Regions from separate parts of the Homo sapiens genome. Here region 1 is linked to region 2. The links are chromatin contacts, found by Hi-C in ENCODE. All regions are on one chromosome and are shown on one strand. The core of a region is the stretch at or near the end of the contact, and the rest is flanking DNA. Distances in the headings are between cores, read along the strand shown. Region 1 holds the start of XRCC2 (X-ray repair cross complementing 2). Region 2 holds the start of GALNT11 (polypeptide N-acetylgalactosaminyltransferase 11).

Region 1 (5,574 bases), core at 2,722-5,221, 650 kb after region 2:
GGTGTTAAGAGGCAAGTAATTTGATGGCAATGATAATGGAATAATTATAATGAAGGAACATGGGATTCTATTCTGGGTAAAAGGGAAGCAAAGACAAAAGGTGATAAGCATTATTCTAAAACTCTGTGATTATACAACACCAATTATTATTTTACAAGAAACATTAAATATTTGTCTTATGTAATATTTGCCTCTAGCAAAGACCACCCTGTAGCTTTTCTTTTTAAGAAAATCAACCTTTATTATCAGTAAATATTTACATTTACTATGCAGACACTGTGTTTAGTTCAAAGGATACAAAGAAGTATATGAGCTGTAAGGGAACTGAGAAATCAGTCTACCACCTTCATTTCACAAAAGTACAGCAAAGGTTAAATGACTTATCCAAAATCACAATGCTTGCTCCTGGCAGAACCAAGGTTTCTGAACTTCCAGTCCAATATTCTCTAGATCTCAGCCTCCAAAATACGTCATTAGAAAATTCCTGGAAGAATGTGCAGATATTCACAGGGCTATCCTTGGGTAATGATAATGGGAGTGGAGACATTTCCTACTTTTCACTTCAGTGCTATTGGAATTTTCTGCCATGTACATGAACTGCTTTAATAATAAATATAATGGAGTTAGTTTTTTAAAGAAAAAAAACATGGTATGCTGTGCATAGCAACCAAAACTGGACAGACACTTCCAATTTTTTATTTACCAATTATTTTAAAATTCAAGGCATATTAGCATTCTTGAAAAAATGCAAAGTACACCATTATTTAACAACTGTATTCAAATGAAGCCATTTGGTGGATGATACCAAAATACTGCCCAAATCACTGGATCTTTTCTCACAATCTCAGTGAGATATAAAAGTAAAAATCCTATTGCTACTGTGCAAAGGGAAAAATGGATTGTTCTATTGTAAACTGTAGTCAAATGCTTGTCTTTTTTAAATCAAGGGCACATATGTTTTCCACTCTCCACCTGGCTTACCATAAACTTCATCCCTAGAATCTGCTAAAAAAATATATATTCTTTTTTTTGAGACAGAGTTTTGCTCTGTCACCCAGGCTGGAGTGCAGTGGCGTGATGTCGGCTCACTGAAACCCCCGCCTCCCGGGTTCAAGCAGTTCTCTTCCTTCACCCTCCCAAGTAGCTGGGATTACAGGCGCCCACCACCACACCCAGCTAATTTTTTTTATTTTTAGTAGAGACAGGGTTTCTCTCTAACTCCTGACCTCAGGTGATCTGCCCACCTCAACCTCCCAAAGTGTTGGGATTACGGGCATGAGCCACTGCACCCAGCCTAAAAAAATATTCTTACAACTTTATTTTCTTGAAGACCCCCATATGAAATGTCTTTTCCTTGATACTCACAAGAAAGATTAACTATTTTATTAGGTTCTAATTCTAGTGAATTTTAAAGCAGGCCAGGCGTGGTGGCTCATGCCTGTAATCCCAGCACTTTGGGAGGCTTAGGCAGGCGGATCATGAGGTCAGGAGTTTAAGACCAGCCTGGCCAACATAGTGAAACCCGGTCTCTGCTAAAAAATAAAAATAAAAAATAAATTAGCCGGGCATGGTGGCGTGCACCTGTAGTCCCAGCTACTCGGGAGGCTGAGGCAGGAGAATTGCTGGAACCCGGGAGGCAGAGGTTACAGTGAGCCAAGATCGCGCCACTGCACTCCAGCCTGGGCGACAGAGTGAGACTCTTGTCTCAAAAAAAACCAAAAATTTAAAGTAGTTTATTTCAGTTTCTTGGGTTAGCTTATGGCTTCAGATATATTCCTCAACACAATCCCTCCAAGTAAATTCAAAGTAGATGAATGTGCAAAGAAGCTAGAGTTCAAACAAATTTGGCAGTGGCCACATAGTTCCCAAGACACTTAAAGGGAAAGAGACTGGCTTAACTGGTTTTGTTAATAAAAAGGAAAATAGAGCAGCGCCAATTGCCTAGCTTCCTATTCACCATTCCACCCCACTCCACTCCAGAGTAGTATGAGCTAGGCTTAGGATTGCCACACAGACAAGGCAGGCAAAGGATATGATGTTAAATTCTTTGTTCCATGACTTAACTGTGCTAGACTCTCATTTTTTGGATACAAGGCTTGTTCTGATTGCAAAAATCATCGGACCTTAACCTGGGTTTCAAATAATCATTTAAATATAAGGTTTTGGCCGGGCGCAGTGGCTCACACCTGTAATCCCAGCACTCTGGGAGGCTGAGGCGGATCACCTGAGGTCAGGAGTTCGAAACTAGCCTCGCCAACACGGCGAAACCCTGTCTCTACTAAAAATACAAAAGTTAGCTGGGTGTGGTGGCGTGTGCCTGTAATCCCAGCTACTTGGGAGGCTGAGGCAGGACAATCGCTTGAACCCGGGAGGCGGAAGTTGCAGTGAGCTGAGATGGCACCATTGCACTCCAGCCTGGGCAACAGAGCGAGAGTTCATCTCAAAAAAATATATATTTATATATAAAAAATATGTTTATATGTATTATATACTTTCTATATAATCTATATTATAAATATATTTTTAAATATATATTTATATAATATATTTTTAAATATATATTATATATAAATATATTTTTAAATATATATTATATATAAATATATTTTTAAATATATATATATCTATGGTTTATAACTGTAGCCGTTCTTATACTAAGCAGTGGTTCTACTCTTTAGGAACAGGGATTATCAAACTATGGCCAGCAGGCTAAATCCAAAAAACAAAGCTTTATTGGAACGCTGCCATGTGCCTTTATTTATCTATGACTGCCTTCCCATTAGAACAGCAGAGTTGAGTGGCTGTGACAGAAACGGCATGGCCTGCAAAGCCTAAATATTTACCACATGGCCCTCCACAAAAATGTTTGCTGACTCTTTTGAGATTGCTTCCTCTCTCATCTGCATAAAAGATCCTTCATACCCTGCCCACTGCTCAGCGCTTACTTCCCAACCTATTGTCCCTCACTCCCTTTGTTCCAATTTTACAGAAATACTTGCAGTTATCTAAATTAGCCATGCTCTTGCTTAATTCAGAATCCATGTACTCCCGACTGTCTCCGCTCTGAATGTCATCCTCTCCTTGCCAAACCATTTCAAATGGTCCTTGAAACTTCAGTCATCTCCTCCTGCATCTTCCATGATGCCCGCCCCTCTAATGGACAACAAACTTTTGTGCAATACTGTAATTCTTACAGCAGCCTCCCTTACTAGTTCTTTAATGGCAGAAGTTATGTCTTTTGTTGCTTACTCCTATCCCTTAACACGTAGTTGACACACAGTAAGTGCTGGACACTTGGTTCAATTCTTGAGGGGCATCCACCGGCTTGTGTGGCTCTGGAGCTACCTGGGCTGGAAACGAATACTAGGGGGTGGCGAGGGCCAGCTGCCCTAAGCAGAGACACGTGGGCTACAGGGAGGTGAGGCAACCTCCGCAAACACCACCTGTTCCAGAAAAGCTCCAAATGCTCCAACGGGCGACCCCTCCCCTTTTCTAGCTTTTCTTGCATAGCTTGACATTTCCAACGGTAGTTAATTTGTGAGGGGTTTTTAGACCATAACTCTTGGGAGGAGAGACCTCGTATGTTATATCGATCTGGGCAGGCAGCAAGTCTTCCAAAGAAAGACTTCCTCCACCTCCGCCCGGTCCTCCCACCTCGGAGGACTCCAGGCTGCCCAGGGGCGGACCCCTGGGGCCCAGGTGAGAGGTGGCAGAGGGTGCCAGCATCGCGGGCGTCTAGGCCGAGAGGCCGGTCCCAGCCCGGCCAGGCCGCGCCGCCCCAAGCCTCCCAATCCCCCGGGTTCCCTCGGCTCCCCTCGCCCACCGGCGGCCTTGTTCCCATCTCCCTCACTCCCAACCCGGCGGCTCTCACCTCGGTCCCAGACTCAGCCCTATGGAAGGCACTACACATCGCCCCGAAGGCTCGGCGCAGGAGAGACTCAACTTTCCCGCCACCAACGCCATTCACCAACTGCGCAGACTCTACGGCCAGTCAAACCCGCCCACCCGCGCGCGTGCGCACTGCGCCAGGCCGCGGCCGGGGAGGCGGGAGCATGCGCAATAGGGTGTGCGGGCCTCCCCGCCCCGCCCCCAGTTCCTGTGACGTCAGACTTCCGCGTCCCCCGCGGCGCTCTCCCGCGTCCCCTTGGAGATCGCTCCGGGGTGGCGGGGACAGCTGGTGCTTTTCTTGTCTGTTGTAAACTTTGGTTCGTTATTATTATATTAGGTAAAGCTGGTCTTATGTATTAATTTGTTTAACCATTAAAAATAATTGTATTGCACAAGCAGGCCCCTTTGTCCGTTCTCGGGTTAAAAGCCTCTGGCTGTGTGTGCGATTCATGGTTAATTCTGGAAAAAAAGAGAAAAGTATACTGTATTTAAAAGAATTTTTAAAATATACCGAGCCTGTGGATTTATCAAGTTGCTTTTTGAGGTAGGCAGGAGGATCACTGGAAGTCGGGAGTTCGAGACCAGCCTGGCCAAAATGGTGAAACCCCGTCTACAGTAAAAATACAAAAATTAGCCAGGTGTGGTGGCGCATGCCTGTAATCCCAGCTACTCAGGGAGGCTGAGGCAGGAGAATCGCTTGAACCAGGGAGGCAGAGGTTGCAGTGAGCCGAGATCGCGCCATCACACCTGAGCGGCAGAGCGAGACTCTGTCTCAAAAAAAAAAAAAGACAAAAATTTGGATATAGTAGCATTGGCCATTATTATCAAGATGACAAAATGTTTTCTGGAATGAAAAAGTTTCATGCAAAGATATACTTTTCACCCACCTAGTTTAGTTTTCAAAAACGCTAGGAAAGAGCATATACCAATGAAGTATTTCTCATGGGTAATATTAAAGTTGCTCATTTTGTAAATTGGAATGGTTTTGGTTCCAAGTCACAGAAAACCCAACTCTTACGTCCTGAAACAAATGGGCTTTACCGGGTGACATCACTAGAAGTCCAAAGGTAAGACAGGCTTCAAGGTTAGTTTAATTGAGAGGCTTGATGAGGCAAACAAGTACCTCATTTCTTTTTACCTCAGATTCATGTTTTCTACCTTGGCCTCTTCTCTACGTAGGGCTGCGGGCCCGTATCTGAAACATTAACAACCATCAGGAATGAGGTTGGTCTGGTTAGCTTAGGCCTGAATCGTGTGCCCCACTTACTTTTCTTTTTTTCTTTTTTTTTTTTTTTTTGGAGACGGAGTCTCATTGCACTCTCGCCCAGGCTGGAGTGCAGTGGTACCATCTCGGCTCACTGCAACCTCTGCCTCCCGGGTTCAAGTGATTCTTCTGCCTCAGCCTCCCAAGTATCTGGGACTACAGGCACGTGCCACCACGCCAGGCTAATTTTTGTATTTTTAGTAGAGATGGGGTTTCACCATATTGGCCAGGCTGATCTCGAACTCCTGACCTTGTGATCTGCCTGCCTCGGCCTCCCAAAGTGCTGGGATTACAGGCGTGAGCCACCGCGCCTGGCCCTGTGTGCCCCACTTCTATCCGGAGTAGAGACATATTTTTTCAAAGCACACAGGCCTTGTGGAAAGGTGTGGAGAACAGTAAATGACAACAATAACAACAAATTG
Region 2 (6,121 bases), core at 1,017-3,516:
GGCTGCTGGATCTTGTACTTCCCAGCCTCCAGGAGAGTGGGAAAACAAATTTGTTTTTAAACTACCTAGTCTCAGGTATTTTATTATGGCAGCACAGATGAAGACAAGCCTCTCACATATTGCACAGGATATACTTAAACCACAAAATTATTCTTAATCTGGAATTCAAATTTCAGGCCATCCTGTATTTCATCTGGCAACTGTATCCAAGGACAAACAATAACACGGCCCTTACATGATCCTAATCAGCGTGGCCTCAAAGATTGTGTTTAACCAGAATGATACGCTGAAAAGAGCATTTTAGTGTCATTCTGTATGATAGTGAAAAATTGGAGCTAACCCAAATCCTCAATTACGAGAATAATGGTTAAGTAATTATTGCACATTAATCAGGTAGAATAGTATTTAAAGTAATAAACAGATGCATCTCATACTCATCAGGTTGGCAAATATTTAAATATCTGATACTATCAAGGGTCAGGAGAAGATGAAACAATGGAAATTTACATGCCCTGATTAATCCTAGAGCATGATTTCAAATGTTAATTTGTGTATAAATCACCTGGAAATCTTGGTAAAAATGCAGATTTTAATTAAGTAGGTGGAGCACAAGACTCCCCATTTCTAACACACTCCAGGTGACGTTGGTGTCGCTTGTTGCTGGACCACCATTTGAGTAGTGAGGCCCTAAAGGTCTGGTCTTCAAACTCTTTTGCTTGAGTATATACTAAAATAATAAGGTTTAAATACAAGAACTTAGTATCCCCTTATACATATTTAAGGTGATATTTAACATTTTTCATTACTAGTTTAGGTAGTTGGAAGGATTACTTTCTGGAAACATATTTATGTATTTAAATAAACTTGTAATACACTTTTAAATATACCTAGTAGACTTTGCCCTAGTTTGCCTGCCACTGCTGTGAATAGTTTCTGAGGGGGATCCCAGCAGGATTGATCCCCAATGACGCTTATTTGATATTATACTATGTATATTTTACATGAGCTGCAACCATTGAAGGAAACTGGGCAAAGATACCTGTGTGCTGTCTGCACTGCCCTTGCAAGAGAAACCAGTACCTGAAATATCTGTCAATCTCCAATCAAGACACAAGCATGGTAGAAGGAGTCAAAAGCATTCAACTTGGCACCCAGCAGCAGTTCTCTTTGGCTGAGGGAAGTGGCCACAAGACTCAGCTGGGGGCCATCAGCGGCCTACACACCCAACAACTGGAGAAATGAGTCCTCAGTCCTTAAGGGGAAACCTGGGTGGTACAACATGGCATCCCCTACACCCTGACAACCCCATGGGGTATCTGTGGAAGAGGGGCTGGGGAATGTGGTTAGCTCAGTTCAGCTCAAGAAGGCCACTACTTTGGTTCAGGTGGTGCTCTTTAATTTATAGTAGCTGTAGAAGTTCCTCCATTGCTACGCGTGTACCCCATCAGACTTTAATTGTGAAGCAATGAGTTCTTTAAAAAAGTTCAAAAATATTCTTAACCAAGTGGGATTTATTTCAGAAATGCAAAGAAGATTAGTATTAAGATATTCTTCAATATAACTTGGCATTATTGGCCAAAGATGAATGCCCACACCATTTTTCTTAAAAATTGCCAATTCCCCTTTTATGGTATTTGTATACATTGCACTATTATCACCAAGGTATGAGTGTTTTTTTCACCACTTCTCTCTTTACACCTTAATCTACATTTTCTTCTATCACAAGTGGCGTTTAACTTCTTTTAATATGTTTAAGGGCATTTGTCTTTTTTTTTTTTTTTCACTTATGGGGTCTCGCTGTATTGCCCAGGCTGGAGGGCAGTGGCTATTCACAGGCGCGATCCCGCTACCGATCAGCACAGGAGTTTTGCCCTGCCCGGTTTCCGAGCTGGGCCAGTTCCCCACTCCTTGGGGAACCTGGTGGTCCCTGCTCCCGGGAGGTCACCACACCGATGCGGAACACAGATGCGTGTCGCCGCGCAATGGGCACAGCGCATACAGCGCAGAGCTCCCGGGCTCAAGCGCTGCTCCCGCCTCAGCCTCCGGAGTAGCCGGGGCCACAGGCAGGGCATTTGTCATTAATGGGGTCTTTTGAGACCGCGGGTGACAGACAACAGGAGCCAGGCCACGCGCGGCGCCTCTGCGCGAACGCTAGGGAGGACTCAGCGCGCGGCGGCCGGTGACGTCAGGGCAGCGAGAGGTTTCGTCACCGCGGCGCGGGGGCGGGGCCGCCTGTCACGCGGCGCCGGCGGACGCGCGGCGCTGGGCGGAGGCAGCGGCTCGGGGACTGGGCGAGGGCCCTGGGCCTGAGGAGGCGCGGCCGCCACTGCGCCCAGCGCCTGCGCGACGCCTGGCTGCTGGGCCCCGGGGCAGTTCAGCCCGCGCCGCTCCTGCGGGTCGGACTGGGGCTGTGGCGGGAGAGAAGATGCCGCAGCCCGAGTCCCAGAAGGCGGCGATCCTGGGCTGCGGGCAAGGCGGTGAGTACCCTCTAGGCGGCGGCCTCCCGGCGTCCCTCAGCACCTCGAGAGCTGCGGCGGCGGCGGCGCGCGGGGCCTGGGCAGGCTGGGGGCGGCGGCGGGGCAGCGCCTGGCTCCCCGCGGGTCCTGGGCTCCCGCACGCCCCCTGGGCGAGGCTCGTGTCTCCGGGAGACGCCGCTGCCCCCGCGCCTCCCCCAGCGTCTCCTGAGGCTTGTTCGCGGGCGTGGGGGCGAGGACCAGGGCGCTGGCCTCGTTTTCGCGTATTTAGGACGGAGGCACACCTGATCCTGCAGCCTCCCCCAGCATTTCCTAAAATGAAGTCCAGATCAGTATTGTCCACTTTTTAAAATTAAAAGTGCCCAGAAATAGAATAGTTCACACATACACAAAACTAGGGAGAATAGTGTGGAAGGAAATTTAATCTCGGGACCCCAAATCACTAAGCCAAAGTCAAGCTGGGAGCTGCGTCAGGCAAACCTGCCCCTAAGTTTTGTTCCTAAGACAGCTGCAAAGATAAAAAGCCACACAGCTCCCTCACCCTTTGGCCAGGAGGAAATTCGCTGTGGACCTCCACATCTTTACCCTGAAACAGTTGTGTGGAATTGCACCCTGGCAGTGTAAATTGACAGCTTGTCTTCGCAGGTGAGGAACAGGGACAGAACTCAAGTCATCCTTCTGCTCACCTGAGACAGATGCATGTCTGACGGCTTCCTCTGCCCTGTATTTATGTAAAAATGCAGATTCACTGAGCCAGACTAAGGCACAAGTGGCTATTCCTCTGCCTGCCCCATGGCGTAAATTGTGTGTTCAGTAAAAGGCAGAGCAGAGGCTCAAAAGAATGTAGCCGTTTGTCTCTCATCTTACCCATGACCTGGAAGCCGCCACTTTGAGTTGTCCCACCTTTCCTGCCCGAACTAGTCTATACCTGTATTTGATTGAAGACTCATGTTCCCCTACAATGTATAAAACTAGGCTGTGCCCCCACCACCTTGGGTACATGCTCTCAGGATCTCTTGAGGGCAGTGTCATGGGCCATAGACACTCATTTCGCTCAGAATAAATCTCTTTAAAAATTTTTTTATTAGCCGGGTGCGGTGGCTCACGCCTGTAATCCCAGCACTTTGGAAGGCCAAGGCGAGCGGATCACGAGGTCAGGAGATCAAGACCATCCTGGCTAACACGGTGAAATCCCGTCTCTACTAAAAATACAAAAAATAAGCCGGGCGTGGTGGCAGGCGCCTGTAATCCCAGCTACTTGGGAGGCTGAGGCAGGAGAATGGCGTGAATCGAGGAGGCAGAGCTTGCAGTGAGCCGAGATCACGCCACTGCACTCCATCCTGGGTGACAGAGCGAGACTCCATCTCAAAAAAATTTATTTTTAATTTTTGTGGGTACATAGTAGGCATATGTATTTATAGGTACATGAGATATTTGATATGGCATAGAATGCATAATCACATCAGGATAAGCAGGGTATCCATCTTCTCAAGCATTTATCCTTTGTTAGTGCTACAAACAACCTGCAAGGCTCTTGTATTGGTTTGAACCCCGATGACGCACCAACAACCCCCACGACATGAGGCGGTGTGGAGCAACATGCTGTTTTAATAAGCGCCTGGGTGCAGACGGGTTTATGCCTAAATGGCATCAGCCCCAAGTGAGGAATGGGTTTTATAATAGCATCAGCCCCAAGTGAGGAAGGGGTTTTATAGTCCTCTGTAAGCAGGAAGTGTCCCAGTCTGACGTGGCTGCTGCGTAAATGTGTCCGGAATTGGTTCCTTCCAGTGGATTCTTGGTCTCGCTGACTTCAAGAATGAAGCCACGGACTGTCGCGGTGAGTGTTACAGTTCTTAAAGATGGTATGTCGAGAGTTTGTTCCTTCTGATGTTCAGATGTGTCCAGAGTTTCTTCCTTCTGGTGGGTTCGTGGTCTTGCTGACTTCAGGGATGAAGCCGCAGACCTTTGCAGTGAGTGTTACAGCTCTTAAAGGTGGCACGTCTGGAGTTGTTTTTTCCTCCCAGTGGGTTCATGAGCTCACTGACTTCAGGAGTCAACCTGCAGACCTTCGCAGTGAGTGTTACAGGTCTTAAAGGTGGCATGTCGAGAGTTGTTTGTTCCTCGCAGTAGGTTTGTGGTCTCACTGACTTCAGGAGTGAAGCCACAGACCTTCACAGTCAGTGTTACAGCTCATAAAGTTAGTGCAGACCCAAAGAGTGAGCAGCAGCAAGATTTATTGCAAAGAATGAAAGAGCAAAGCTTCCACAGCATGGAAGGGGACCCGAGCAGGTTGCCGCTGCTGGCTCCAGTGGCCTGCTTTTATTCCCTTATTTGGCCCCACCCACATCCTGCTGATTGGTCCATTTTACAGAGAGCTGATTAGTCCATTTTAGAGTGCTGATTGCTCTGTTTTACAGAGTGCTGATTGGTCTGTTTTACAGAGTGCTAATTGGTCGGTTTTTACAGAGTGCTGATTGGTGCGTTTACAAACCTTTAGCTAGACACAGAGCGCTGATTGGTGCATTTACAATCCTTTAGCTAGACAGAAAAGTTCTCCAAGTCTGCTACCCAGTTAGCTAGTCACAGAGCACTGATTGGTGCATTTACAATCCTTTAGCTAGACTGAAAAGTTCTCCAAGTCCCCTACCCGATTAGCTAGACACAGAGCACTGATTGGTGTGTTTACAAACCTTTAGCTAGACACAGAGCCCTGATTGGTGCATTTACAATCCTTTAGACAGAGTAGTTCTCCAAGTCCCCACCCGACCCAGAAGCACAGCCAGCTTCACCTCTCAATCCCCCCCCTCTAAACAGGACACCCCAACTGCTGTTGGGAATTTGGCCAATGACTGCTGTAGCTACTTCCTGCTGGATAGGGGTGAAGAAGGGGCCCTGCAATTGTAGTGTCCTCCAGAGGGGAACTCTTTAGGCCAGTGAAAGGGCCAGCAGGTTGGTCCAGGGGTCCTGGTAGAAGTTTAGTTGAGCTCATTTGGAGTTCCATTTGTAAGACCATCTGTAGCTTGATGGTCTCAATTCTAGAGGAAACAAATTTGAAAAGGAGGTTAAAAATACAGGGCCCGAAGGCAAGTAATAGCAAGATGGCTGCCACAGGACCTAGAAAGGGGAGAAGCCATGTTGTCCAACTCCAGAGGTTGGTGTAAGAGTTTGAAAGGCGTCTGATTTCAGAAGCCTTTTCCTATAAATGTTGGGTGGCATCTCATACTATCCCTGACTGGTTAGTGTAAAAACAACACTCTTCCCCTAAGAAGGTGCAGAGTCCTCCTTTCTCAGCAGTGAGGAGGTCTAGGCCTCGGTGGTTTTGGAGAGTCATTGCTGCCAAAGAGTCTATTTGGAATTGTAGTTACTATCCTTACTGGATAGATTTTGTTATTTCTTGCAAACTCTCTTGAGAAATCCTTTGAGAGTGTGGTAGTAGGATAATGAAGTAGGTAAACTGGCTATTCCAGTTCCTGTAGCAGTGGCCATTTCTAACCCTATAGGTAGGGGTATTAGTTGTATGGCTCTGCACTGACGGACTTGAGCTTTGAGGGGTACTGATAGGGTCTGATTTCCACAAGATTAGAAGTTAGAATAATATATGTTTACACTGTTAACTTTTAGCAAACTTTACTTTTGTTGAAAACCTT

The links. Hi-C counts contacts between places; a loop is a spot of excess contacts on that map. Pooled maps may share reads with other maps.
Region 1: a loop to region 2 is called in a map of ascending aorta, with 9 times the contacts of the local background. The contact joins the promoter of XRCC2 here to the promoter of GALNT11 in region 2. A Hi-C loop is called at or near these places in 6 of 168 maps with a recorded cell type or tissue (B cell, CD4-positive, alpha-beta T cell, CD8-positive, alpha-beta T cell and 3 more), 6 of 37 single-sample maps with no recorded cell type and 21 of 50 pooled maps.

What each region holds. Positions count from the first base shown.
Region 1 is chr7:152,672,170-152,677,743 of GRCh38, forward strand. XRCC2 (X-ray repair cross complementing 2) reads right to left here and starts at 3,972. Exons shown (of 3, transcript NM_005431.2): 1 at 3,872-3,972. The coding sequence starts at 3,910. RefSeq lists silencers at 3,359-3,448, 3,749-4,218 and an enhancer at 3,449-4,293.
Region 2 is chr7:152,023,408-152,029,528 of GRCh38, forward strand. GALNT11 (polypeptide N-acetylgalactosaminyltransferase 11) reads left to right here and starts at 2,267. Exons shown (of 12, transcript NM_022087.4): 1 at 2,267-2,477. RefSeq lists silencers at 957-1,251, 2,102-2,801.